Regions from separate parts of the Homo sapiens genome. Here region 1 is linked to region 2. A link is a loop called in an ENCODE intact Hi-C map of the cell type or tissue named here. Cell type or tissue: Calu3. All regions are shown on one strand. Each heading gives the region's core, and the rest is flanking DNA. Links, peaks and the distances in the headings are about the cores only.

What was found. Peaks named below come from ENCODE experiments on the same cell type or tissue, not always from the same donor. Only the 100,000 strongest peaks of a DNase experiment are listed, where the experiment ranks them.
Region 1: a loop joins it to region 2, with 15 times the contacts of the local background. A loop is called at or near these places in 6 of 110 quality-filtered maps.

Annotation. Positions count from the first base shown.
Region 1 is chr9:88,100,129-88,112,688 of GRCh38, reverse strand. LOC124902202 (a long non-coding RNA gene) reads left to right here. Exons shown (of 2, transcript XR_007061649.1): 2 at 6,086-6,204. Among named protein-coding and RNA genes, the nearest start is that of LINC03026, 29 kb to the right of the region's middle. In Calu3, for the core only: no CTCF peak of the experiment used is centred there; a DNase peak (open chromatin) is centred at 6,108.
Region 2 is chr9:88,996,237-89,008,281 of GRCh38, reverse strand. It overlaps S1PR3 (sphingosine-1-phosphate receptor 3), which reads right to left. Exons shown (of 2, transcript NM_005226.4): 2 at 3,127-7,228. The coding sequence starts at 7,081. The coding sequence ends at 5,945. It overlaps SHC3 (SHC adaptor protein 3), which reads left to right. Exons shown (of 12, transcript NM_016848.6): 12 at 1-2,511. LOC124902206 reads right to left here and starts at 764. Exons shown (of 1, transcript XM_047424308.1): 1 at 105-764. The coding sequence starts at 764. The coding sequence ends at 105. RefSeq lists enhancers at 8,735-9,234, 9,235-9,736. In Calu3, for the core only: no CTCF peak of the experiment used is centred there; no DNase peak of the experiment used is centred there.

The DNA of each region.
Region 1 (12,560 bases), core at 4,788-7,287, 890 kb after region 2:
TTTTTGGGTGGATGAAGGGGGAAAAGACGGTGGTGAGCAGCAGGAGTGGGGAGAAGGTTTTGGGAAAAGGCGGGGGAAAATGTTTTTGCTTAGATGAAGGAGCAAAAGAGTGTGATGCGGGAAGGGTAAAAAGAGGGTGGCCAGGGATAAGAGGAAAAGACGGTGGGAAGAAACAGTGGGGAAAGGGTTTGGGTCGGTGGATGGGGAAAAGGGTGTTGAGCAGGAGAGTAGAGAAGGCTTTGCGAAATGATGGTGGAGAAAAATGGTGAAGAAGTTTGGGGGCAGATGGAGGAAGAAAAAGGGTGGCCAGAGGGAGGGGGTCAAAGGTGGTCGGGAAAAGAAGGTGTAGGGAAATGATGGTGGGGGACAAAGGTTTTGGGTAGATTTTTTTAATAAGATCGTTTGTATTTTTTCTTTTGAGTAGTTTGAATTCTTTATATATTTTGTGGATGAACCCATTGTCTGATGCATAGTTTGCAAATACTTGCTTCCATTCTCTGGTTGTTTCTTCATTTTTAAAAAATTTTAATTTAATTTAATTTTTTTTAGACGGACTCTCGCTCTGTCGCCCAGGTTGGAGTGCAGTGGCACGGTCTCGACTCACTGGAAGCTCTGCCTCCTGGGTTCACGCCATTTTCCTGCCTCGGCCTCCTGAGTAGCTGGGACTACAGGCGCCTGCCACCACACCCGGCCAATGTTTTTGTATTTTTAGTAGAGACGGGGTTTCACCGCGTTAGCCAGGATGGTCTCGATCTCCTGGCCTCATAATCGGCACGCCTCAGCCTCCCAAAGTGCTGGGATTACGGGCATGAACCATTATGCCTGGCCTTAAAAGGCTAATTTTTGTCTTAAGATTTGTGGTAAGGAAGGAGAAAGAAACAAATTAGTAATCACAAATATACATATAATCACAATATGCAGTAGGTTCTATAAAGGAAAAACAGGGTGTTATGTGGAGTTTAACAAGGACAGTGAATTATAATAGTAGGTTCCATGGAGAAAGTCACCTAAGAAAGTTATACTTTAGCTCCAACATGAAGAATAAAGACAAATGAGGCAGGTACGGTGAGTGAGGAGCAGTGGCCCAAACAGACCAGAGAGTGAATGGCCTGACCGGAATTTTTTGGAAAGAATTTGAAGGAGGTCAGTGGGACTAAATCACAAAACAAAGGAGGATGCCAAAGAAAGGGTGTGGACATTGGCTGGGCCTCGTCAGCTACTATAAAGATTTTTTTAAGAACCCTAAATGCAAAGGAAATCGTTCCCAGGCTTTTAAGCAGGGGCATGATATTATCTGAATTGCATTTTAAAAATCTCACTCTGGACATTGTATAAATGATAGATAGCAAAGGAAAAGGAGTAGCTTTGAGGGAAAAAACGAGGAGCCTGGGAAAACAGAGCAACTCTAGGTGTGAGATGAAGACTGACAGTGCTTCAGAGTGTATTAAGAACATAGGGCACAAAAACATATTAAAAACGTGAAATAAAAAGCACACATCTTAGGCCGGGCATGGTGGCTCATGCCCATAATCTCACACTTTGGGAGGCCAAGGCAGGCTGATTACTTGAGATTAGGAGCTCGAGACCAGCCTGGCCAACATGGTGAAACCCCATCTCTACTAAAAATACAAAAATTAGCCAGGCATGGTGGTACACACCTGTAATCCCAGCTACTCAGGAGGCTGAGGCACAAGAATCACTTGAACCTGGGAGGCAGAGGTTGCAGTGACCCAAAATCACGCCACCGCACCCCAGCCTGGGTGACAAAGCAAGACTCAGTCTCAAAAAAAACATAATAAGATGGGGAGGACTAAAGACAATGAGGATCTTAAAAGTAGTCAGAGGAAAACATACCAGGAATAATCAGTTGCATTTTTATATACCAGCAAAAAGTTACATTAAGTAGATTTTTAAAAAGATACTTAGAATAACAAACACATGATCAATCTATTATATACATGGCATGATAAATTTAGACTGTTCAAAATATATAACACTTTAGTCAGAGGTATTAAAAGAAAAACAATAAAGTTATGATAGATGATCATGGATGGGAAGACAGTAACATAAAGATTTTGGTTTTCAAATATGATCATATATGCAATACAATTTCTGTCAAAATAATGACATTTTTATGGAAATTCCAAAAATATCTTAAATTTTATATGAAAGATAAGAGGGCCAAACATAGCCAAGACAATTTTGAAGGAGAACAAGGCAAAAATTAGCACAGAGAGGGCATGATTTAAGTTTATAATAAATTTGATAGGTGATAATAGAGCAAAGATAGTGGTTGTATAAGAGAAGAGAATAGAGGCTAAGGAACAGAATCACAATCATAAGGAAATTTTATATATGACCAAAGTGGCATTGAAAATAATTTGGGGCTGGGTGCGGTGGCTCACACCTGTAATTAAAAATTAAATTATAATTAATTTTTAATTAAATTATAATTAAAAATTATATTATAATTAATTAATTTTTAATTAAATTATAATTAAAAATTATAGGGAGATACAGAGAATAAAGATACAGAGAATAATGTCATAAATACTTTTGTACTTATTACACAGAAAAACAAATCTAGACATTTCATTTCGGACACATTTATCAAAGAACATAAAACCATTGGAGAGAACGTTGAAATCTCTATTTTTAATTTTCTAAGCCTCATTCCCCTACATCAATCCCCAGAAGCTGCCACTACTCTGAATTTGGTATTTTTTTAGCCTTATTCTGTTTGCAAAATATTATTTTGCACGGTTTAATATTTATACCATTATTTCAATTAAAATTTACTTTAAAATTTACATAAATGGTATCACACCTTATGTTTCATTTTGAAACATTTTTATCCATTTTATTTGTGTAAAATGTATGCATGTTGATACACATGGTTCTGGATCATTTCTCTTATTTACTGAAATATTCTACTATATGACTATAATTTATTCATCTGTTTCTTCTTTTAGACATTTTTGCATGTCCCTGGGGCTTTTCCCTCTTATGAATAGCACTGCTGCTATGAACACATTTTTGTGCACATCTTTTGGTACACATGTGCAAGTTTTTTTTCAGGTGTTTTCTTGGTCATAAGGAAAAGATGTTTCTAACTCCTCTATATGTTGCCAAACTACTCTTTTGAGTGGTTCTTCCACTAGCAAAATGAGAATTTCTGCTTTTTCATATTCCAGACATCATTTGATATACTAAATTCCTTTAAAATACTTTGCTAGTCTTATGAGTTTGAATGGATCTCCTTTTGTTTCATTTTGTATTTCCCCAATTATTAGTGAGGTTTAATGTCTATTCAATTATTGAGCCATGAGTTTTCTTCTTTTAAGATTAAAATGTCTGTTTTGTCCGTTGGACTGCTTTTGTCCAATTGATGTGTAAGAATTCTTCAGATCTTTTTATACCAAGCTTTTGCTTATTGTTGCTGTTGCAAATCTATTTCTCGATATTGCATCCGGAGTTGGTTCCTTTGGGTGGGTTCGTGATCTCACTGACTTCAAGAATGAAGCCGTGGACCTTCATGGTGAGTGTTACAACTCTTAAAGGTGGCACTGACCCAAAGAGAGAGCAGCAGCAAAATTTATTGTGAGGAGCAAAAGAACAAACAGTCCAGAGGGTGGAAGGGGACTGGATTACAACTACTGGCTGGGGTGGCCGAGCTTTTATTCCCTTATTTTCCACGCCCATGTCCTGCTGATTGGTCCATTTTACAGAGTGCTGATTGGTCCATTTTACAGGGTGATGATTGGTCCAGTTTACAAACCTCTAGCTAGCTACTGAGCACTGATTGGTGCATTTTTACGGAGCACTGATTGGTGCATTTTACAAACTTCTAGCTAGCTACAGAAAAGTTCTCCAAGTCCCCACTCAACCCAGGAAGTCCTGCTCCCTTCACCTCTCAATATGTCTCCTATATTTAGTTTGTCTAGCATGTCTTCTGTAGTACTCAATTTTTTAACTTTAAGTCAAATGTATCAATTTTTAGTTTATCAGCTAATTAATTTTCATGTCAGATTTTCCCATGAGTTAATCAGTCATTTTAAAGAATCGTCTTTCATTTTGGTTTGTCCGCTTGGTTTGTTGGTTTCTCTTTCTCTGATTTCTGTTCTTATATTTACTAATCCTTTCCTCTCCTTATTTCAGCAGACTCTATTTTTATTTTCTAGCTTTGACTACTACCTTCATCTTAGTCTTTCAGCAAATTCATTTTAACTCACTTTGTCTGCGTTTTTCATATTTTGAAGTATACAGTACTTTTAGTGACAACAGTTCTAGAGATTTTCCTTCTTAAACCATGGTACACTTAAAATTTTTAAGTTTAAATGAAATAATTTATATACATACTAGAAAAGGAAAACAAGTTATCTCCCATTTCTCCTGTCCCTCTGTTCCCTCCCCAGATGAGGGCAACCAGATTATTAGAGTGCTAACCTGGGTTACTTAAACTTTATGTTATGTAAGATGAGAAAAATTGGTGTTTATTTGAAATGATACATATTATTTACTTTTCTGTTACATAAATGCTATCATTTAAACAAAGTGAAATGATGAATTTATTATTTAAACAAAAACAATAGAACTAGTTAACAGTGGCAATTAGTAGTAGGGCTGATTAAACAAAAAATATGTGTGAGGAAAATATAACAATATTTTCATAATTTTTTTATTCTCTGACAACTTATTTTACTCTTTATTACATTTAATAAATTTTGTAGGTCATATAATTGTGTATTCTCAAGATACATGTGAATGTTTTAACAAGGAGAATGTACAATAGGACTAACTAAAGAGAGACTACCTATATTTAGTTGAAAACAACAATGACATCTTTTTTCTGTACCATGAGACAGTGGGATATTTTTACTCTTTCTGTTTCATTTTTCTTAATACTTCCCTGAACTGCTGTACCCTTAAGTCACATCAGTCACCTCACTCGCTCCTCACTTAATGCCCCATTGCAGGGAACCCCAAGTCGTGGGTGCCAACATCAGTGGGCAATGGCCATGGTAGCAGGGGATCTGTGCTGTACTCAGCCCCTATTTTTTAGGATGCTCTATGAGTTTTGTACTTTTCCCTCAACTTTCCTCATCCATCATGAAAAACTGAGATGTCTTGTATCCTAGGACTGAGGACTTTTCCAGAGTGTGGGACTGACAGTCCTGAGCAAGCCTGGACACTTGGCCACCACAGCAAAGTAGTAATTTTAGCTCTCTTAGCTGGTTCTCTTGGTCTTAGTCTCCATATTGCTAAATAACATACTTATATTGCTATTTCTTGATTATTCTATCTCAGATATCATTTACTGTGTTTTAGTATGAAAATGAGGATTTGACTCTCTTTCCAAATCCTTTTTTCTTAGCTCCAGTGTATTTCTTTTTGTTGCTTTACACATTCACTTTTTTTGGAGAAAACTATGCAGTGGCTTCCCAAGAAGTGTTGCATGCGAGGGGAGTCTTTTAAAAAATAAGTGTTTGTGCATGACCCCCACCCCTCACCCCATTGTTTCCCACCTGGAAAAAGCACACAGAATTGTTTCCAGATACTCTAAAACAATGGCTTTACAAAGGAAAAGAGTCTTATCCCAAAAACACACTCTTTTCACTTATCCCCAAAGGAGACTAACCATAAAAAGTTTTCAAAACTGAATCAAGATGTCAACACCTTCATTTTTAAGAAGGACTCTAAGGTACCTATGCTGCCAAAATGCCTGCACCATCCTCTCGCTCCATTTCCACATTCACAGGGGCTTTGCAGCATTCTTAGGACAAGATCTTTTCAAGGCAACTCTTATTAACATGTGTTAGCTATTTCCTTATAGAGCATCAAGGTAAGAAAGGTTGATAATATTATTAACCATGCCCCTGCTTTGATGTGGTTATGGGAAATTGAGCGGCTCAGCTTTCCTGGTCACTGGCACTAACCTTTCACACCAGGATTTCCTGCAGTTTAAGGGTGAGAGACTGGCTAGGGGAATGGTGATGTCTTACAGCAAGCCTCATTTGCTTTTTACACGTGGTTTCTACAGACTACTCAATTTTGTCCAAAATCTAATGCTCACCTTTCTTTACAGTGCCATCTGCTGCTGCCTCTGACTACTGCATTTTCCCCCGTTTGCTTAGTCCACGCCCAGTGTGGTAAAAGATGGGAAAGAGAAAGCCATCCTCTCATTAAAGTAATTGGTCCGGCATATACTAAGCGTCAGGCACTTTTTTTTCAGACACTACAGAAATATATCGACACAGGCAAAATGTATTTTCTGTACCCTATAGTCTCACTTAATAATGGGTACATTAGGCTGGGCACAGTGGTTCACGCCTATAATCCCAACACTTTGGGAGGCCGAGGCGGGTAGATCGCCTGAGGTCAGGGGTTCAAGACCAGCCTGGCCAACATGGCTAAACCCCGTCTCTATTAAAAATACAAAAATTAGCCGGGCATGGTGGCTCATACCTGTAATCCCAGCTACTCAGGAGGCTGAGGCAGGAGAATCACTTGAACGTGGGAGGCGGAGGTTGCAGTGAGCCGAGATCGCGCCACTGCACTCCAGCCGGAGACAGAACGAAACTCCGTCTCAAAAATAAATAAATAAATAAAATGATAGGTACAATAAGTAACATCAGGGGATGATATCAAAGAAAAATTTAACATATAAAATGCAGAGATACTGATGGGGTGCTGTTTTATACAGGGTGGTCATGAAAGACCTTTCTGCTAGCTATTTCTGAATGTAGTGTAGGCATTGAGCCATGTAGATGTCTGGGAGGAAATTTTCAGGCCTAGGATCAGCAAATGTGGAGATCTAGGAGGATCATTCAGCAGAGGGAACAGCAAATACAAAGGTCCTGAAGTAGAAGCACATGGGGCATTTTCCAGGCTGTGGGAGGAGGTGGTGCCCGAAAGTAGAATGAGGGAGTGAGGCGTTGCTGATGGGGGCTGAAGTGGAAGCCATGACCAGGTCATGGAACATTATGTTGGCCACAGTGAGGACCCCGAATTTTTCTAAGTGTGATGGGAAGCTACTGGGCAGTTTTGAGCAGAAGAGTATCACAATCACATTCAGATTTTGAAAGAATTACTCTGTCTGTTACGCAAATAGCCAAGAGCAGAAGAGTAGACAATGATGCCATCCTGAGGGCTAGCAATGGAGGCGAAGGGAAGAGATTCTGGGTTTTGGATATATGTGAAGAGAACGCTGAAAGGATTTGCGAGCAGGTTAAATATTGAGTGTGAAACAAACACAGATGTCGATGATGCAGAGGTTTCGCCTGAGCAGTAGCGTGAATGGCGGTGCCACTTTCTGAGACTGAGAATCCTGCTGGAAAGCAGGTTTGGGGACAAGAACAAGAGTCTGGTTTTGGATGTCGATTTACTTTTGCATTTTGAACCAACATTGCATTCTAGGAATAAATCCCATTTGGTCATGACGTGTAATCCTTTTAATGTGCTGTTGAATTCAGTTTGCTGGTATTTTGTTGATGATTTTTGCATCAATACTCATTAAAGATATTGGTCTGCAGTTTTCTTGTAGTATCTTTGGCTTTGGTATAAGGGTAGTGCTGCACTCATAAATATGAGTTTGGGAGTGTTCCCTCCCTCCTCTTTAATTTTTTGAAAGAGTTTTAGGAGGATTGGTATTAATTCTTCCTTAAATATTTGGTAGAATTCTCCAGTGAAGTCATCTGGTCCTGGGCTTTTCTTTGTTGAGAGGTTTTTGATTATTGATTCAATCTCCTTACTAGTTTTAGGTCTCTTTAGATTTTCTATTTCTTTATGATTCAGACTTGGTAGATTGCGTGTTTGTAAGCTACCAAGATTATCCATTTTGTTGGTTTATAATTATTCATAGTAGTCTCTCATAATTGTTTTTATTTCTGTGGCATTAGTTGTAATGTCTCCTCTTTCACGTCTGATTTTAATTATTTAAGCCTTTTCTCTTTTTTTCTTAGTCTAAGGATTCATCAATTTTGATCTTTTCAAAAAACCAATTTGTAATTTTATTGAGTTTTCTCTATTTTGTCTTCCATGTATTATTTGTTTATTTATCTTATTTTATTAATTTTTTATTGAGGTGGAATGTGGCTCTTGTTGCCCAGGCTGGAGTGCAATGGCACAATCTCAGCTCATTGCAACCTCTGCCTCCCGGATTCAAGCGATTCTCCTACCTCAGCCTCCGGAGTGGCTGGGATTAGAGGCACCCGCCACCACACCCAGCTAATTTTTGTATTTATAGTAGAGATGGGGTTTCACCACGTTGGCCAGGCTGTTCTCAAACTTCTGGCCCCAGTTATAAGGCGTGGTGGTACGTGCCTGTAATCCCAGCTACTTGGGAGGCTGAGGCAGCAGAATTGCTTGAACCCTAGAGGCAGAGGTTGCAGTGAGCCAAGACCATGCCACTGCACTCCTGCCTGGGCGACAGACTCCGTCTAAAAAAAAAAAAACTACTCTTCCGCATAAAATATCTCCCTGGGTAACAGACCACTGCAAAGATGACTACAGATCTCTCTTGTTGTGTATCTATATGGAGAATACTGAAAAAACCATCCTTCTCATCAGTTTCCATTGGGAACCATGTTACAAACTACTGCGGTTTCTGTGTGTGCATGTGCGTGTTTCTGTAAAATTCTGCTACATCAGTCTTTTCCATACTATGCACTGAAAAACACCAATGTCAGAAACAACTCAAATATCTACCAACCCAAATATCTACTGAAATGGATAAACTGACTAGAGTGTGTTGATACAATAAAATACCACTGAGCAATAAAAATCATTAACTATGATACATACAACAACACTGATAAATCTCAAAAACACTGTGTATTATGAGGCCAGGTGTGGTGGCTCACACCTGTAATCTCAACACTTTGGGAAGCTGGGGAAAGAGGATTGCTTGAGCTTAGGAGTTTGAGACCTGCCTGGGCAACAAAGTGAGACCCTGTTTCTATTTAAAAAAATTTTTTTTAATTGGGCTGGGCTCGATGGCTCACGCCTGTAATCCCAGTAATTTGGGAGGCCGAGGTGGGCAGATCACCTGAGGTCAGGAGTTCAAGACCACCCTGGCCAACATGGTAAAACCCCGTCTCTGCTAAAAATACAAAAATTAGCAGGGTGCGGTAGTGCGCACCTATAATTCCAGCTACTTGGGAGGCTGAGGCAGGAGAATCACTTGAACCCGGGAGACAAAGGTTGCAGTGAGCCCAGATTGTGCCATTGCACTCCAGCCTGGGGGACAGACCGAGACTCCAAAAAAAAAAAAGAACCTCTGAACCTCTGATGCACGTGGAAATATGAGGAAAGAGGAGGAAGATGGAAGATGGAAGGACTCACGGAGCATGCAGCTGTCAGTGCTGTGCTGTCTATGTGGAGCTGCCTGCCCCAACCAGCATCTAAGTGTATCCAGGATGCAGATTCTCTGAGCAGCACCATGGTGCTTTATATACTTTATATTTTTACAGGTATTTTATGAACCACTTCAGAAAGCTTTCATCAAGCTCAGGTTTAAGCTGATGACCTAAAATTACATGAAGTTCCTAAAATTATATGAAGAAAATCTATCCTGTTATGAGGCTGGCCAGAAGGATAACCGGAGAATCTCCAGCTATGTCATCAGCTTCCCAGATAAGCCATGGTCAGGGGCCCTTCCTCTAAGCTTCCTGGGACTCCATGGATAGGTGAGGCTTCTGGGCAGCAGTCGCTCATCTTTCTGTCCCACTTCAGCTGCAGTGAGAAGAGATAAAGGGAACACTGCATATTGAGCCTCATTTAGTTTTGTCATGCACTGTGCTTTTGAAAAAAGGCAAATAATTGTCAACATGTAAAAACTGAGAAGGTTCATACTAAAAATAGATTCTGATTTTTCTAAAAAAAAAAACACTGAGTTTGGATTCATGCTGTCTTGGATAATAGACATCAATTTCTTTTTTTTTTTTTTTGAGACAGAGCCTCACTCTGTTGCCCGGGCTGGAGTACAATGGCACAATCTCGGCTCACTGCAACCTCTGACTCCTGGGTTCAAGTGATTCTCCTGCCTCAGCCTCCTGAGTAGCTGGGATTACAGGCATGTGCCACTACGCCCAGCTAGTTTTTGTATTTTTAATAGACAGGGTTTCGCCATGTTGGCCAGGCTGGTCTTGAACTGCTGACATCAGGTGATCCACCCGCCTCAGCCTCCCAAAGTTCTGGGATTACAGGCGTGAGCCACTGCGTCCGGCCCAGACATCAACTTCTAAAAAGTCATCGGGTAAATTGATGGAGATTGCATACTTAGATCTAAGAGTTTAATTGCTGACACTACTTCAGCTATAAGCATTAGCAGAAAGTAAAAAATGTATGCTTTTGAAGGGGTTCAGAGTTTGGGGGTTCAGAGTATGATGCTCCAAAACATGCCACTGTAGCATTGGATTTATTCTGAGCTAAAGGCAGTTGAGAAAAAGCAGACACAGGATGAGCCCTTTGCCCTCCCTCTCTATGCCTGAAAAGTAAAATACAAATTCCCCTTGAAAAGAAGTCCCTCCCCATTCCTGTGTCAAGAAGGGAATAATGACCTTATCACTGGAGATGAGATGGCACCCAGAAAGAGCCTAGACAAACAAACCCCGCTAACTAGCACTTACTGTCCATTAGCTTCCCTGTAGATTTACCCCCTCGTGATTGGCCATCCCTAGAAACTCAAAGGTTTTTTTCCTTTGTCTTATTACTTCTCTGCAAATGTATTGTTCTTTATGAAGATGCCACATAAACCCACGATGGAACCACTCCTTTGAGTTACTCATCTCTGAGTGCTCCCATGTGAATACATGGTGCATATGTTAACAAACTTCTCTTCGTTTTCCTCTTGCTAATCTGTCTTTTATCAGTCTAATTTGCAGGACCCCATTCAATGAACCTAAGATGAGCAGAGGAAAAAAATAACAGTTTTCCCTTCCCTATAGTTTCTTATGAAATATTCTTTTGTTGAGCAACTGACTTGAATATTTTGATACTTCCAGATTAAAAGTATTCCTTATGTGCAAAGAAATACAAATGGTTATTGTTAGAGGAGGTATTAAATGCATTGATTGAATTATATTATTTTATAGGTCTTATTCATCACATTAAAAGTTTTGAAAGATCAATATGTGTTCTTGTTTAACTAAAAAGAGAAGACAGATGTTAATAACAATTCACTTATTAAACTAATTCTGTTATGTTGTTAATTAAATTTTTTTTTCTTCAAAATAACCCCTAGGGACGCATTAAAAAAGTCATTAAGGGCCAGGCACAGTGGCTCATGCCTGTAATCCCAGCACTTTGGGAGGCCAAAGTGGGTGGATCACCTAAGGTCAGGAGTTCAAGACCAGCCTGGCCAACATGGAGAAACCCCATCTCTACTAAAAATATAAAAAATTAGCCGGATGTGGTGGTGGGTGCCTATAATCCTAGCTACTCAGGAGGCTGAAGTAGGAGAATCACTTGAACCTGGGAGGCGGAGGTTGCAGTGAGCTGAGTTCGTGCCATTGCACTCCAGCCTAGGCAACAAGAGCAAAACTTCGTCTCAAAAAAAAAAAAAAAAAAAAAGTAACTAAGTGCTTGCCAAATACCCACCTTCGCATGAGACTGTAGCAGTATCCACCTGCTGAAGTTCCGGAGCACCAACATGTTTTCACTTGCATTTTCTTTTCCAGAGACTATTATGGGGGGATTTAATTTGATATACCAAATGTATCTTTCCTAGAGAAAAAAATATGCACTCAAGTAACTTCAAGAGCACATCAGAACAAAGTTTTAGTAAATTGCTAAAATAATAGTTTCTTATTCTGTACTCAGCAAGACCATAAATAAAACTGTCATTTAAAAAAATGTAGAAAAGGGAATAAATTCTGTAGCATCAACTCCTGCTTGAGTTTCCAGCCTCCTAGTCTGCCCTACAATTTCAAACTTACCTACCCTACAGACTTTGGACTTGTCAGTCCTCACAATTGCATGAATCAATTCCTTGAAATAAATCTCTAGCGCCTCAGGAGGACAAGAATTTTTGTTTTGTTCACTACTGGATCTCCAGTGTTTAGAACAGCGCTTGACAACAGAGGTTCAATGAGTGAAGGAATAAAATGACAACTTTCTTTTTAAAAATATGGAAAAGTATCTGCTAGGTGAAAGCAGATGAGTATAACACAGAAGAATTCTGTTTATGGGGTGGGGCAGTTGCAAGAGACCCTTCTTTTCCTTGAAATAAATCTCTAGCGCCTCAGGAGGACAAGAATTTTTGTTTTGTTCACTACTGGATCTCCAGTGTTTAGAACAGCGCTTGACACATAACAGAGGTTCAATGAGTGAAGGAATAAAATGACAACTTTCTTTTTAAAAATATGGAAAAGTATCTGCTAGGTGAAAGCAGATGAGTATAACACAGAAGAATTCTGTTTATGGGGTGGGGCAGTTGCAAGAGACCCTTCTCCAGTCCTCACTGGGGAGACAGGCATCCACAGAACCCACTGGATTGTGCCTTGGGCCCTACTGCTTTCATTCTGTCTGGTGGGGCTTCCAGTCTTGCCTTTTCTTTTCTC
Region 2 (12,045 bases), core at 9,543-12,042:
AAAAGTGGAGAATTAATAAGCATTTATAACTCCATGCAACCATTGCTGGCAGCTTAAATGCCATCTGCCAGCCATAATTTATTTATAATGGGGTTTATACATATTTATAAGTTTGCAAGCAACAAATGCACAGTTTTAAAACTGGCACATTTTATAGCAGCCAGAAAAATTGCAACTTTATACCAGGACTTGTGAATGTGAATTGCATATGTATATACATATACGCATATACTTACATTGATTAAAAACGGATCTGCATCTCTGTACACACGCAGATTGGCTCTGTGTTGTGCACCTTGGGACTCCTCCCTGGGCTTTGGTTTTACAGCTAAGTAGGAAGTCAAACAAACGTGAAGAATTTGGGAATTGGCAGGCTGTGGCATCAGCCATGGAGGATGGTCCTGGATGCTGTAGGATGTGAGATCCAGCACAAAGAGAACAAGAACAGGACATGAGGACCACAGGGATTGGGGGAACCCACTGTGGGAAATGACAGAGAAGCCAGTGGGGGAAGACAAAGAAAGAAGAAGGTGGAGGCAGAATAAAGGTGAGAAGAAGGGAAGGGGAGGATAAAACAAGTCCAGATTTAGATCTTCCTTCATGCAGCCATGCATAGCTGTCTGAGGCCAGCAGGGAAGGAGGAGAAAGGGAAGGTGTGGTGGAGGAGGCTGTGCTCGTGATGTCATGCTTTCGTGTATTCCCAGGTGCAGCTGCATATACTTGGCACAGTTTCTTGGGATTTCTAGCCAGTTTCTTGGCCTCATTTGTGCATTAGTTAATATGTGGCTGGCCCTGTACTGGGATGGTGGGATAGAGAAGTGAATGTATGAGGCCTCTGCCTGAGTTTATAACCTAGAAAGAAATAAAGACACACACACACAAAGGTGTTGGAGTGTGACAAGCCTTAAGGTACCCGTGTGTCCAAGTAAAGTAGAACCAGCAAGGGTGGAGTGCCCAGGTCAGTCTGGGGACTCTGGAGGCTTCGCACTGCAGGCGTCAGATACTGAGTGTTAGTGGCACGGAGAAGAGTGTGGAAGGCTCAGGATGGGGGTGGACAGCCTGGAGTTGTCACTCTCAGTAGAGATGCTAGAAGGGGCGGGAGGTGATCCCAGCCTCCCTTCTTTCCTCCTCCTGGCTGTCACAGATGCTCTGAATTGATGAATCCTTCAGGCCAAAAACACACAGGCTCCTTCCCTAGGTCTGGAAAAATGGTTCTCGCTGAAAAAGCACCAGGAATAAAATCTCATACAATTTTAGGTGTCTATTTTGTTGTCTCACCTTGAAATACTGCAGACAGAAAAACATGCACATGGGGAGCTGTGGTCCTGAGCTTTGAGGTAATGAATTCCCACTCATGTGATCATTTTTACCATAACCAAAGTTTCTAACCATCAAAATCAAGTGACAATTAAAACAGGCATTAATGGATAAATCCGTCTTTAAATATTAATGGGGTTAATTTTGTTAACAGCTATGTGTTGGTTGCAAGTGGAATGTTCTCTGTTCATTTGACTTTTGAATATAACTTGTTCCAGAATATTGTAAAATTAAGTATGTGAATGTTTCTTTGTATTCAGAATTAAACATTTGGTGTTAAAATCCCAGGATTAGGAGACAACTCCATGTAAATTTAATGTGTAATAATAAGATAATAACTTTTTAAAAAGCATTTGGATGGCAAATTATACATACTGACAAATGAATATTATCTGAAAGTTGTTTTGTTTCCATTAACTTTTGTGAAACAAAAAGAATTACTGTAACAGTCTATGTCTTGGCGTATTGCCAATTCACCACTTTCTACTTTGTGCTGGAACAGAACTGGCTTTTTTGACATCCCTGAGGAGTGGAAATGCAAAACGAATTTCAAGTTCTCTAATCTTTGTTCTATGACAAATGAAAAAACCTAAGTTATCTGGTGTTTTGGAGATTTGAGAATACAGCAGGTGAAGAGAATTAGCTTAAATTCCCTCCTCCCTTTTGATAAATCCACAGGGATTCCTTCACTCTGTCAGGAAATGGTGTGGTTTCCAAGCATTAGCCCTTCATGATCTGTCTGGTGCATTTCTGTGCTCCTGGGATCGCCAAGTGCAGGCACGGCATCGCATCCCCAGGTGTCATCCTGTGACCCAGGAGGGGAAGATGACACACCCAATTTAGGTAATGCTGCACTTCTTGTTATAATTGGTTATTGGAAAATGTGCCTTTATTATCAGAACAGTGGTGTGCGCATTTCTGATTATGGAGCTAACTTTTGGATATCTGACTTAGATACTAAAAACATTTGGGTGTTGCAGTTTTGCACTTGTAGATACAACTTAAAAGCATGAAACTGGTGATTTAATTAGATGTTTTCTATAAAATGCACCTTGTTACATTTCTGTGAAAGGGTCTTACCAGCGTGGAATAACTGGCTCAAGGGTTGAGAGAAACAACCATTTTCTAAACAGTTAATTGTTTAAAGGACTATACATGTAAGTCTGCAGGCAATAAAGGCTGTTGTGAAAAGTATCTTTCATTTGGATGATGGATTTTGTATTGCCTCACAAAAGAGAGGAGGGGAGCTTGAAACTTTTCTCTAAGAAGTAGGTATTTTCAGTGATTCCCTGGGGGACTGCTTAAAAAACAGTCACAACAAAGCCTCGTCCCATTCATCAAGGCTGCGGAATGAAAATGCATCCGGGCAGATGTACTCCTAGAGAACTCACCTTACCTTCTAGCTCTGGGGCGGGCAGCTGCGTCCTCACTTGCGTTGGGACATTTCATCATGAGTTGTAACAAGCATCGCTACCAGAACAGTTATGCCGAGCACTGGCCTCCTCTTTACATAGCAAGTGGGACAGAGAGGCTAAAATGGACCGTTTGTGTGGGAGAAAGCTAGTGTGCAAAGGTTGGTTCTGACCTATTCTCTCCTGCTGCATAAACAACAGCAAATGGGGCAGGACAAGAGGTCCCATGTCTTTGAGCTGCACTTTTATTACCATGGGTCTTAGAAATTTCTCCCTATCAAAAGACCATTCTCAAAATAGTATGACCTACCAAAATTGGTGTAAATAGCACCCAAGGCACAGACGCTTCATTAAAATACCACCTATGATAGTGGGTAAGAAGAAAGGGGAAAGGTTATTTGGGGTTCTGAATGTGGTTTAATTCCTGAAATGCTAAGAAACACAGGTGGGTAGCAAGCCTGCAACAACAGTGCGCACCCCTGCAGTGGGGAGGGCACCCGGTGAAAACGATAAAACAATCCCATCACATGGACTACGAAGAGTGGGTTTCCACAAAGGCTTTTGGTTTTATTATTATTATTTTTAACAAACATACATTGGAAATAGTAAAGGTTTCTAATTGAAAAGAGACCTAATGCATAGTTTCTCTGCAGCATAGAAGACCACCTGTTTCCAAACTTCAAGGTTAGGGCTTTGAAACATTCCCTGGTAAATTATCTCCAGCTGGCTAGCTAGTTAGGCATATTGGTGCACATTGGTATCAAAGGTGATTATTTTTTGCATTTAGCAAATGAGCGCTATTACTTTTTTGATGTATTTTTAATTCAGATTGCTCAAAAGTCTTGTTATTTCAAGGGAGCCTTATGTCATACCACAAATATTGATACCTCCTAGTGGAAATGGTGGCTGTGGGCTCCCTAGTAGAGTTAATGGATGAAGGCTGAGATACTTAGATACTGCGGACATCAGGGTTATGGAGCAAAGTGTTATGAACAATAGCTACAGAGAGCTCCAAGTCTCCCAAAGCAACTCATAACTATAACACAGATAAAGTTCCAAAGTCATTTCATCACCTATGTGAAAATGCAATACTGAATGTTTTGGCTCTCTGATGCATTTTGTTGTTGTTTTATTTATTATTATTATTATTTTTTGAGACAGAGGGTCGCTCTGTCACCCAGGCTGGAGTGCAGCGGTGCGATCTTGGCTCACTGCAATCTCCGCCTCCCGGGTTTGAGCAACTCTCCAGCCTCAGCCTCCCGAGTAGCTGGGACTACAGGCACGTGCTATCGCATCCAGCTAATTTTTGTATTTTTAGTAGAAACAGGATTTCACTATGTTGGCCAGGCTGGTCACAAACTCCTGACCTCAGGTGATCCACCCGCCTCAGCCTCCCAAAGTGCTGGGATTACAGGTGTGAGCCACTGCGCCCAGCCTGTTGTTGTTTTCTTAATCCAGTACTTTAACGTTTTACTGTCCTAGAAATGCCCTGTGTTTTCTCATGCTATTTCATAAGAGAATATGCTACTTTTCATTGATGTCAAGAAGGCAACAGAAATGCTCCTGGGGAAGATCTCCTTACAAATAGGTTTCATCTCATCAGTAACAAAAATTAGAAAAGCCTTTGGTCAGCCCATGGAGGTGAGTTACTCTGAACCTATGAAAATGTCTCTTTATAAGAGCAAATTGCATCAGATGACAAAACAGGAATCAATTTCTCTTAGAAAAAGTTAGTAATGTGTTAAGACTACTCTTTTAGGTTTTATTCAGGCAAATGCTCACTGAACCTAAAATACTTTAGGGGACTCTGATGGGAGGTTCCTTTGAACGCTGGTTGGTTTTGTCCTTGTTTTTAAAGAGAACTCAACACAGCAACTGTGTGCTTATGAAAGTTCTACAAACGTGTTCACTTTTCTTTCCATCTATTTGTATAATACGTACAATCCTTGGGGAAGAGCATGTACAAAAATGTCTTCTAAGTAATCCCTTTACAAGGTAAACAGACTGCTACGGGTTCAACTTATGTTGAAAAGTAAAATTACAGCATCACATAGGTATTATTACATTACTCTGAAGAATGCATAAACTGCCAGATCACATTTTCTAACCTGAAAATTAAACTTCTTTCACTGATAGTCACGATCAGTGCCAGCTTTCAGGATGCTGTGAAACTGCCGGTGGCCACAGCTACTTAGCTGTGATGCCACGGGGGATTACTGACTTGCTGCTTTTCTAATATAGAAACAAACTCAACATAGAATCAAAGTGCTGTCTTGTGAATCTCTGCTCATTTCCTGGACAGCTTCCATTTCCTGAAGCAGACCCCTGCCCCACTGGCGTGGGAAGGTGAGCCAGGCCAGCCGTCTGCTTCTGCTTCTCCTTCATAGGCTCTTTCTTTGGCCCATCTGGGGGCACAAGCTCCTGGGTGATCTTGGCTGGCTCTTCTGTAATTTGCAGAAACCTGAAAACCATCACATAATTGGGCTTTGGAATACGATTAAAATTACGCAGGGACAAATGACTGAAAGGACAGGACACAGGGCTGGTGTGGGTCAGACCCACACATCTGGGGCCAGCCTTGGACAAGCCTTTTTGGGGAATTTGAACTTTTAAAACTTGGTTAACATGAGAATCATGTCAGTCTAAGGAGACCAGGGATGGCATGTCCACCTAGTTCAAAACAATGTCCTTGTACTGGGGGTTCAGTCTGAATCCACTTGTATAACCTGTTACCTGTGTGTTGTATGGAGATTCTATGTAGGTACCACATGGCAAACACCTGCAACACAAATTCTGTGTAACATAGAGATGTACGAATATACAAGCATCCATTCTACGCACAGGAAATGTAGTGTAAAATCATCAAAACACCATTCAGAGGCACACGGAGAGGGTCACACAGCATTGTGTGGCCCACGACCTTCCCTCTCTGTGAACAACAGGGAGGGTGTCTAGGATGCAGCAGAAGGCAGTGGATGATGTCAGCAGCTTAGTACATCTGAAAGACTCTGGAGCCCAAAGTGGACAAGGCACGTTGTTTACACTGAAGCGGGGTGGTGATTCCTTGGGCCCCCTCTGTAAGAGACATCCACACTGGGCAGGCTGTTGGTCAAAGTAAGGTAGCTCTCCCGAGTCACAGCTCTTGAGGGGCCCCTGTGGAAGCGACGCATGCAATAAATAAGAACACAGCCGCAGAGCAGGGCGCATGGAGACGATCAGTTGCAGAAGATCCCATTCTGAAGTGCTGCGTTCTTGTCCATGATGCAGGATGAGGGGGCTGTGTGGGGCAGGTCTTCCTTGACCTTCGGAGAGTGGCTGCTATTGTTGCTGCTGCTTGATTTACTTCTGCTTGGGTCGAGCGCAGGCTGGATGGGTGAGGCGCGGGCCCCCCGTCCCCTGACCAGGCAGTTGCAGACCAGACGGAAGAAGGCCCGCCGCATCTCCTTGCTGGCCAGCGTGTAGATGACCGGGTTCATGGCGGAGTTGAGCACAGCCAACACGATGAACCACTGAGCCTTGAAGAGGATGGGGCACGCCTGCACCCTGCAGGCCACATCAATGAGGAAGAGGATGAAGAGTGGGGACCAGCAGGCGATGAACACGCTCACCACAATCACCACGGTCCGCAGCAGTGCCATGGACCGCTCCGAGTTGTTGTGGTTGGCCACCTTACGGCTGCTGGACTTCACCAGGAAGTAGATGCGTGCGTAGAGGATCACGATGGTCACCAGGATGGCCGTGAAGATGCTGATGCAGAAGGCAATGTACTTCTTGGAGTAGAGGGGCAGGATGGTAGAGCAGTCAGGGAGATTGTGCAGGCAGTTCCAGCCCAGAATGGGCAGGGCGCCCAGCGTGAAGGCAATGAGCCAGCACATCCCGATCAGGAGGAAGACGCGGTGCCTCTTGTTGGCGTCGTAAGGCCTCATTTTGATCATTGTCAAGTGCCGCTCGATGGCGATGGCCAGTAAGCTGCAGGTGGACGCCCCAAGGGCCACGAACATACTGCCCTCCCTGAGGAACCAGACCGTGGGAGACAGGCTGAACGTCTTCTTGCCAGACATCAGAATGTTGACCTTGTAAGCGATGCCGGCCAGCAGGTCGCAGAGAGCCAGGTTGCCAATGAAAAAGTACATGCGGTTGTGAAATTTATTGTTTTTCCAGATGGCAATCAAAACCATCAGGTTCTCCAAGACGATGAAGCTGCAGATGACCAAGAAGAGCACGGTGGTGAGCGTGCTGCCCTCGGAGGCCTCCTTCAGCCTGCCCGCCAACTTCCCCACGTACTGGTAATGCTCCCGCAGGGTCTCGTTCCCCCGCACCGGCTGGAGACGCGGCGGGAGGGCAGTTGCCATCACTTGGCATTCACAGACGATTAGCTCCAAAATCCACGAGAGGGCGCCCCAGGAACATTCATTTCAAAGGGAAGCGGGGCTGAGGTTCCGGCTTCATTCAGCAAGGCGTGCAGGCCAGACTCCAGCGAGGGCGTTGAAAAAGGGCTCCTGCCAACAGATAAAAAGAGGGAGCGACCATTGATAAAACGATCGCCGCCTAAGGGGCCACGGCAACGCTGTTGGAGAAAGGCATGAAAAACGTGGAAGTACTGGGATGGCTAGCCACGTCAGGCTGCAGAGAGGGTCTTTAGACACAGGCTAAATTCCTAAGTGATTGGGGGACACCATGGGAAGCGATTTGGTGTCTGGAGTTGCCGGGAAGGGAAATTCAGTGCATGAATTATTGAATCCTGTAACAAAGATACACAGACCCAAGTACAGCTTCCATCTGGAAATCTCCAGGCACTAGAAAATGCTAACTAGTCCTCATCTAGGGCATGGGAGCTGGTGACCCATTATCCCAGTTACTCAGGGAAAAGCAGGATTTTCTCAGGACCAAAAAGCAGGATGGAATCTGAATGATGCCGGTTCAATTTCTAAAACCTCCCTGGTGAGTTTTACAGTGACATCGTGGGAAGATCCCGCACTTCCCAGATGGCATCCCCTGGATCCAGGCCCAGAAATCAGGTCTGTATGGGCTGTAGGTCGGCCTGGCAGAGAGCCCTGAGGCCTGACCATGCAGCCATCGAGGGACCAACAGTGCATGTCTGGGCAGTGCCCATGCAGACACCGCACTCGTGAGCAGTGAGTCCAGAGCCCAGCGAAGACAGAACATCAACCTGCAAAAACGGGACCCAAGTCTACAGATGATAAAGGAAGGACAGGAAAGCAGTGACAATCACACTGACTGAGTCTGGCTTGAAATTCAGAGCCCTGAATATCAAATAGAGCATGGGTGCATGTGAGCCAACAGAAAAGTGGCACATTTGGGAACACAGCGAGAGAGGGAAAGTGGTGAGTGAAGGCCTCAATGGATTCTGAATTCCAAACTCTTCCCCCACGAGACCTCAAACACTTGCACTCAACCACACCTGGTAATATCGATCAGCCTTCTGTGATGTTGATGACGCCACACACCCAACTATCAAGGTAGAAACCGCTTTCAGTGGACTCACTTATTTTATTTTATTTTTTATTTTTATTAAAAAAAATTTTCTTTTGAGACACAGTGTTGCTCTGTCACCCAGGCTGGAATGCAGTGGTGCGATCTCGGCTCATTGCAACCACTGCCTCCTGGGTTCAAGTGCTTCTGCTGCCTCAGCCTCCCAAGTAGCTGGGATTACAGGCACCCGCCACCATGCATGGCTAATTTTTGTATTTTTAGTAGAGACGGGGTTTCACCATGTTGGCCAGGCTGGGCTCGAACTCCTGACCTCAAGTGATCAGCCTGCCTCAGCCTCCCAAAGTGCTGGGATTACAGGCATGAGACACCGCACCCAGCCATCATTTATTATTTGAGTATTTAAATATGTAATTAAGTTCAAATGAGGCTAATTTAAAAGAGCCTACTGTGTGTATCCAGTGAATTTTTTTTAACTTTTACGATGTTTGAACCACAGCCCTAAATTTGCTTCAGAGACACATGAACAACTCACCAATACTATGGGCTCTGCATTTTAGGGTGTGATTGACTCTGAATCTCATCCATGCATGAGTTTATTCCCAGGTACAAATCAGTCCCTTGAAGATCCAGGGCTTGCCTGGGTGGGGCTGAGAAGCAGAGGTGGCTCCAAATGGTTTCTGTATCCTCGTGACCCTCTGGAGTGCTGAATGCTGTCAAAGCCCTCCTCTCCCTACATCAATTTGGGGGACCTGGATTTTCTGAGATGGCCCCTTGCTTCTTTGCAAAGATTTTTTTTCCAGTGTCCTGGAGCTTGGTGGTGTTGGTTGCTCTGGAAACCCCGGGGGCGGGGGGTTGGCGGGGGGTAGGATGTCTGAGCTGACGTCTGTGCTCTGCCTGGAACTGCCCTGACCCTTCCCAGCTGCCGCCTCCTGAAGTCACAGAGGCCTTGGGTCGAGGTCAGCTGGAATGCCAAGTGCTGGCAGAAAGGCTTATGTGTTGGCCAAGGCCCTCTGCTAACTGCAGAAAGAAAAAGCAGCCAAGTTCCAAGTCCAGGCTGATGATGCAGGATGAGAGGAGGTTGCCTGCCCAGATCTCTCCCATCACTCATGAGCCATGACAGGCAGCGCAGGGCCCGGGGCCTGCCTCCTCGAGCTGTGGCTCACCCATGCCAGCCCTACTTGGCTTCCCATTCACCTGAGAAGAGACCATGTCTTGCCTGTAGGTTCTCCTGGAGGCAAACAGGACAGTCCAGTGGGCAGCCTTCCCCCCAGCCCCTCCCTCTCTACCGTTTCTGAATTTTATTTAAATCTTGCCCATCCTTCAAGCCTCAAGTCAAATTCCACTTGCTCTGTAACATTTTCTGGAATCATGCCAGCCCCTGGTGACTTTTCTCTGAGGCTGCATGCCACTTCTGAAAACGTACTGCAAACTGTCTCTTTAAATGGGGCAATACCACAGTCAGCAGCATTTTCTGAGCATTGAGCTTATCCATTAACACAGGGACTTTCACCATGGGTAAGTTCACAGTACCCTCCCCAGCATCCTGTACACTGATGGGTGCTAAAAAGATACTGTCCTTTTAGTTGTTTTTGTTTGTTTTTTGTTTTGTTTTGTTTTGTTTTTGGGATGGAGTCTCATTCTGTCACCCAGGCTGGAGTGCAGCGGTGCGATCCCGGCTCACCACACCCTCCGCCTCCCCGGTTCAAGCGATTCTTCTGCCTCAGCCTCCTGAGTAGCTGGGACTACAGGCGCCCGCCACCATGCCCGGCTAATATTTGTATTTTTAGTAGAGACGGGGTTTCACCATGTTGGCCAGGCTGGTCTTGAACTCCTGACCTCAAGTGATTGCCTGCCTTGGCCTCCCAAAGTGCTGGGATTACAGGTGTGAACTACCACACCAGGCCTAGTATTGCTTATTATTTCTTTCTTTCTTTATCTGTGAACAGGAACTGGAGAATCACTATTTCTGATTTTCACTTTGCTGGGTTTCCACCCCTGATCAGGGGCCTCTCAGGGACACATGTGCTATGCCCGGCATGCACCCTGGCATGAAGCCGGGTATGAAGACAACCTGGGCCATCAGGCTGTCTCCTGCCACCTCCGGTACCACTGCACAGTGCTGATGGGGACCGCGAGGGCTCTGCCGTTTCCCACACGAACAGCCACTCATGCTCATGGAAAAGGCATGGAGCAAAGGCAGTCTGTGAACAGTGCCCTGTGCCAGCATCCTCCCTCCCATAGCAACTGGGGCCAGAGCCCTCACCATGCTGCCAAATGGATGACCTGCCCGGCTCACATTGCAACCAGAGGGGCCATCACCTGGCAGACAGCCAGCTATCCATGACACCACAGTGTCCTGGTTTATCCTACAGATTGCTGGGATACCCACTCCAGTATGTTGGGTTTCTGTCCCAGAAACCGACAAGCTGCAGACAAACCTTGGTTCCAATGTCAGTGATTCCTGAGGCCCCTTTTCCCCAGCTCACGTAGGGATTCAAGTACAGCTCCATGTTCCTCATCCTTTTAGGTAATACTGGCATGTCGTTATGATTCAGACTGTTCTTGTACTAACTCAGCTTGCCTCCTGTGCCTCAGTTTCCCCCATGACAACCTGACCCTACCATTTTATACATGTCCTGTCTCCTCTGAACCTTCTCCACACCTTTGCTTTTGCCATGCATCCAACAGCCAGATGTGGACTTGCTCCCGGGAATGGAGAGAAGAGGGTGAATAGACCCACGGCTTATACAAAAATTGATCAGAGCAGAAAACAAGCAAACAATTAAAAACTAATAACCAGCAATAAAATAACCCCAATAAACATAGTATAAGATTTGCCAGAGACCCATCAAAATCATGAATCTTGAGGGCAAACATATTTTCCCATTAATGTTTGATTTATCATTTCCCTTATAATTAAATATTCATCCCTCAAGAAGCATATTTGTCCAGAACATCTTTTGTTAAATATGATTCTCTGCATTTTGCATAAGTGGAAGATATCTGGCTGTCTTTGGAATCTAAAAGCTCATTTTCTCTGGATTATCAACATTTACAAAGCAGGCCTCATCCCAAGAGTTAAGTGCTGGGCTAAAGGCCAGATTGATTTTGGATGCGTCTACACATTATTGCGCACGGTTAAAAGCATCTCATGGACAAGAGTTCCCCTCCGCTCCTGAGGGGTACCAGCCACAGACCTCAAGTTTGCTAGAAGAAAGCTCAAAGCCCACCCCGCCCTGAGGCTCCTGGAGTCAGCAAGCCCTACTCAGGGCAAGAGGGGAGTCAGTCACTCTGGCGGATTGGTACTAACACTGCCAGGCACGGCAGGAGTGCTGGGCACTGCAGGCACCAGCAGGCCTGGGAGGCTGACCTGCCCCACCACACAGAGATCAGTGAGACCAGCACCCAGGCCAGCAACAAGATGGGCCGGACCCTGCAGCCTTCCTTGTGCCCCTCCTAGTCACCACCTGTCCCCAAGCATGACCACTACCTGGGATAGGACTCTCCCCTAGGTGAGTTTAGCCTGCTTCTGACCTTCACGTGAATGAAACCCTACAGGATACAATTGTGTCCATTGCTTTCCTCTCCCCATGATGCTTGTACGAGTCATGCACATAGATGCACCTGCATGCTGAATATTCTTGCTCTCATGGTGTGGGTAGATACACTACCCTCTATTCATTCTTGTTTATGGACATGGGGTAATTTCTTCCATGGCCCATGTGTTGATTATCATCAAGTAGCACTGCTGGGATTGATTGAGGATGTTCTCTTGGCGAACACATGTCCATGTTTTCGCAGGTCGATGTTGATTTGTGAGCGGTGTGTTGGTGTCTGAGATGGGCTTTAACCATGACTCGGA